2 separate regions of the Homo sapiens genome follow, and region 1 is linked to region 2. The links are chromatin loops, found by intact Hi-C in ENCODE. Cell type or tissue: heart left ventricle. All regions are shown on one strand. Region 1 overlaps BABAM2 (BRISC and BRCA1 A complex member 2). Region 2 overlaps BABAM2 (BRISC and BRCA1 A complex member 2).

The links. A loop is a pair of places that touch in the nucleus more often than their neighbours do. Peaks named below come from ENCODE experiments on the same cell type or tissue, not always from the same donor. Only the 100,000 strongest peaks of a DNase experiment are listed, where the experiment ranks them.
Region 1: it touches region 2 in a loop (2.4-fold over the local background); 3 of 110 quality-filtered maps call a loop at or near these places.

What each region holds. Positions count from the first base shown.
Region 1 is chr2:28,096,387-28,098,886 of GRCh38, reverse strand. The region is part of intron 6 of BABAM2 (BRISC and BRCA1 A complex member 2); the gene reads right to left. Among named protein-coding and RNA genes, the nearest start is that of MIR4263, 100 kb to the right of the region's middle. In heart left ventricle, no CTCF peak of the experiment used is centred here; no DNase peak of the experiment used is centred here.
Region 2 is chr2:28,162,931-28,165,430 of GRCh38, reverse strand. The region is part of intron 7 of BABAM2 (BRISC and BRCA1 A complex member 2); the gene reads right to left. All of the region lies in intron 1 of LOC100505736 (a long non-coding RNA gene), which reads left to right. Among named protein-coding and RNA genes, the nearest start is that of BABAM2-AS2, 150 kb to the left of the region's middle. In heart left ventricle, no CTCF peak of the experiment used is centred here; a DNase peak (open chromatin) is centred at 1,020; H3K27ac peaks cover 2,249 bases.

The sequences.
Region 1 (2,500 bases), 67 kb after region 2:
CACTTTCACATTATTCAAAATTCACTGGCGAAACCATCCTTTATTTTGGATAATGCTGGAATAGTTACTGCCAAATTCTCTAACATTATTTTTTCTTATTCTTTCCCTAGCTTTGGTTTGATACATTCTTTCTTCACATATGTGAACACATTCCAACAAGTCCAATATTGCTCACTTGGGATCCATTTCATCTCCCAAAGAGAATATCACGTTTACACCTTAATCCATTTATGTGCTGGCTGCGACTTTCATGGAGTAAGCTGATTCCTTTATTTCCTAGTTCATAGGGAAGCAAGGGTAGCTACTTGACTGAATAGGCAATTAGATATTGGAGAGGAACAAGAATTAAAAATATAAACATGGGGAAAAAGGAAAAAATACATTTGATATATGTCATAGCTCTATATCATCAAGTTATAAAGTTATATGATTACAGAACTCAATAAAATCAACTTAAAATAACTAGTGTTAGCTAAATGGCTTCAGCAAAGTTGCAGGATAAAAATCCATCTAAAACTACTACAAGCCTATATACTATGGGCCGTAGCCAGAAAACACAGTAGAAAAGACCCCATTTATAATTCTGACAAAAATTCAATAAATGGGTATTAATTTAAATCAGAAAATTAGAGACTTATTCAAAGATGACATAAAGTCTGACAGCAGAATTAAAGACAGACAGATAAATGAAGAAATATTATTTGCTCCATGCTGGGAAAACTAAATATAGTAAAGATGACAACATTCCCTAAATTATTATGTAGATTTAATAAAACACTGATTTTACAGAACTTGATATTGGTACTAAAACATGTGTTGGAAAAGTAGGCAAAATGCCAAAGGAAAAACACCAAAGTTATGATAGTGGTTTCAAACTACGAAATTTTAAAATGTTACAAAAGAAGAATTATTTTAAAAGAAGATATGGTATTAGTTGGAATAGAAAAAACCCAAAATAGAATTCAGAAATAAAGATGAAAGGGTGGACACGACAAGCCAGAAGCAATCCGATTACAGAGGGGAAAGTGCTAGTGAGCAACTGGAGAGTAAACAGTAAGACAACGAGTAAGTTAGAGCCTTAAGCTCACACCATACGTGCAGGCTAGAGAGTGAAAATATATGTAGAAGAAAACAGAATAGCATATTCACTCCAACTGTGGAAGAGAGAGAACTTTATAACTGCCAAAAAAGTAGAATATTATCACAGACATTTTCAAATATAAAAAAAGAAAATTTCTATACTCAAAAATATAGCAAATATAATACAAAATATCAAAAGGACAGAGCGCACAGAAGAGCTCAATGTAACAAATGTAAGTGATATAAGGTTATCATCCACTGCATATAATTAAAAAGAGTCAATAACCAGATTTACTTGAAAAAGTGGTCCAAAGAGATGAACCTGGAAAAAATGTACAACTTGATAAAGGTAATTAAAGATCATTTTAAGGTATCATTATATAACTACTAACTTAGCAAAAATAAATAAAAATGATAAAAATGCAATTAGGCCAGGGTTAGAGTACACAAAGCTCTGCTTCCTAGTCCCACATGCCCACCCACCTTCCAGCTGGTCCTAGATTTTGGTACTGGTTATATTTCCAGGGTCCTGTATGGTTACTTATGGTCAAGAACTCACTTTCTACATACTCTGGTAAATGAATCTGCATTTTATTTTCCTGTCCCCAGGTCCTTTGCTGGCAGGCATCACGGTTTCCCTACAGCTATGGTTCCCCATGGCTCTTATTCATGTCCTCAGTCAATTACCCATCTCTCTTTCTGCCAGCTTGAACCCCTTGCCATTATCCAGTACTGTCACCTTCCTAGGTTGACCATCCTACTTAACAGACTGGTTTATTTTCCAAGGCAGAGTTTTTGGCCTATCCCAACCCACAGAAAACAGAGTCTTGATTAAGCATGGAGATACATTTTCATATTGTTGGGAATCCTGTAAGTTGGTCTAATCTTTCCTGAATGCAACCTAAAATATGTAACAAGCTCTCCTTATCCTTTGGCCCAATAATTCTACTCTGGGGAATTAGTTCAAAGAAATAATCCAAAGGAAGAAAGAAATTAGTGCAAGATGTTCTCAGCAGCCCTATTAAAAAATAAAAGAGAAAATGAAGGAGTGAGGGAGGAAGGGAAGAAGGAAGGGAGTGGGGGAGGGTAAGAAGAGAGGAAAGGAAGAAGAATTTAAACAGCTAATAGTATGAGAATGGCTGACAAAACTATGACATGTTAACATAATGGAATGTTCTATACTACTGAAAAAATGGCAACTATGTAAACCACAGATATATGGAAATGGTTATGAAGAGCACTGGAGAGCTGGTTTAGTGACAATCGAAGTGAAAGGATTTGGTAATTATTTGCTTCAACCCCATGCTCACACCAAAGCCTAGGACATCTCATATTCTTTCTGTACCTTCCCTCAACCTCACTCCCGCTAAGATGAGAGAGCTGTCCTTTATTTTCTCCACCATAGCTTAATATGGTTTTT
Region 2 (2,500 bases):
ACTTGGCTACCCAACTTAGTTTTCCAGCTTCACCTCTTGCATCTGCTGTTTTTGCATTCAGATATCAAGCTCCCCGAACCAACCATACTTTATACCTCCTCACCTCTGTATGTGCTGTCCTCTCTCTGTAGAATCCTCTCACATGTCCAGTAATCTGTAAAGTTATTTTTGATGCCTGAGGCAGAGCCAATTACACCCTTCACATTCCTCAAAGAAACTTGAACACCCTACTATTATAGTATGTATCACCCTGAATTGCAATTAATTCTTTACGTCTTTCTCCCGCAGTACACTGGCAATTCCTTGAAGGCAAAGACGATGTCTGTTTTTGCTTATCACTGATTCCTCTGCACCCAGAACCGTACCTGGGACACAGTAGGAGCTAAACAAATATTTCTTGAATGAAGGAAATGAAAAAATAAGTGAAAACATGAACAAACCAATAAAAGGGGAAAGGGTTTCTCTTTTGATACCTAGTACAGTGGTATGGTACTCACCAAACTTAAGAATGTACTTAATAAATGATTGCTGAATAAAATCCTGACTGAAGCATACGGGAAAATCTGAAACCATGAAGGGATCTGGAGTTATTTACTTTAAGAAAAGTTATGGAAGCTGATTATCTTTGGGGTAAAAAGGAAATGGATTTTTAAAAGCCTATAAACTTCAGGGAAGAAGCGCCAAGATACATGTGACAAGGCAATCTGAGCTCCACTCAGATCCAAGAACAAAGGGTTCCTGGTTTAAGCTATGGAAGTATCTGTTCCAGAAAGCAGCTGGGCAGAATTTCCTCACACGAATAGCTCTTAATGTATGGGAAAAAGAAAAGAGCAAAACAAAACAAGCAAAGGCAGCAAAAGGGAATAATTAGTGTAAACAGTTTAGTTTTTTTTTTAATGCATTGGACAAACTCCAAGAAGGAAAAAAAAAATGTTGTGGGATAAACATCTGTTCACTCGGAACATGACAGAGCCCTTGACAGGCTCTGCGGCCTGTGTGTGTCCTTATGTGCCCGAGGTTTATATTTATGCTTCCACTGCTCAGACAGCCCACAGAGTGGCCCAGAAAGAGAGACCTATTCCAGGCCAGGACGCACTCCTCTAACTCCACGTGGGGGTGTAGGGGCAACTCTCATTCGGTTGTGTTTGACACAACAAAAAACACACTGAAGGGAAGAAGAGCAAATACCAATTGCACATGTGGAACTGCTCTACTCCACCTGCACTGGGTTCCATCAACACTGTATTTTATTGACTGCACGGAATGCACAGAAGTGACCAGACACCACACGTTTATGGGGATTAGCACTGTCTTTCCATCCCTATGATCCTTGGTATCAAGATGTTAAGTGCAACAAGTTGTAGGAGTCTGTTTTCTTGTGCCAGATGTGCCTTTTGCAATCAGTCACTGAGTCTAGGAGTTTCTAAGAAGAGAACTCCATGAGAAAATTCATCTTCAGTTTTCAGTACCACCTGATAGTTTCTAAGAGGTGCATAGCAGTGGGCCTAGAGATGAAGCCAGATGGAAATGATCTAGCAATGTGCAATGGGCAGTGCCCTGAGGAAAACACCCACAAGGGGTGGATGGCCTCAATTCTCATCTCCATGACGATAGATCACATTACCTTAGAGCCTTGGGCCACGTGAGTCCAATTCTGAGGCCTCTGACCCAGCTCCATCAGCCCAGCCGATCTTACACAAGTCTCACCCTTAGGAGTACATTGTGTTAAGATGGGGACAGATTGCCTCACCCTTACCTTTCTTTCTGGCTGGGTTCACAACTTCTCTTGCTCTATCATCCGATTTACTCCATTTTCTCTTCCTAAGGCCCATGGCTCTCAGTTTTTCATTATTCTTATGGCATTCATGTCTAACTCTGGCATTCTATTAGATATCTGGCAGGGGTGACTGCCTTTTGCTTTTCTCCTAGACCTTTGTCCCCAGCACCATGTGTACATTTTCTGTGACCTGCCTCAAGACAAGAAAAATGTTCTTTTTCTCCCCTTAGGCATAAAGCTCTCTGGGTCTCTAAAGTCTCCCTGATAGCCAGCTACTGACTTACTCCACATAACACAAGAGGTCACATTTAACAGAATTATTCTGAGAGTGGCCAGTTGGGGCTGTTAAGAAAACTAATTCTCAAGCTGATCCTGGCCCACCTGCTGACTTGGCTGGAAGAAGCGCTGGCACCCAGAGCTTCACACTCAGAAGAAGGTCATGGGGGAAGCAGGGTGGCTGCCGGCTGGGAGGCATCTGAGGAGAGTGAGGATTTCACTAGGCTGGCCACAAAAGATGACACCACCGTCTTTTTTCGGGGGGCACCTCATTCTATCTGTCTACACACAGATATGCCTACACCCACAATAAAAATGTTTATAAATAAAAATATTTGGTACTAGTTTTGATTTTCTACAGAATTGGGACTAAAAAACCAATTTATTCTTACACTTGTGGATTAAATGGTAACTCCACAGTTTAATTTTATCTGAAAGGGGGAAAAA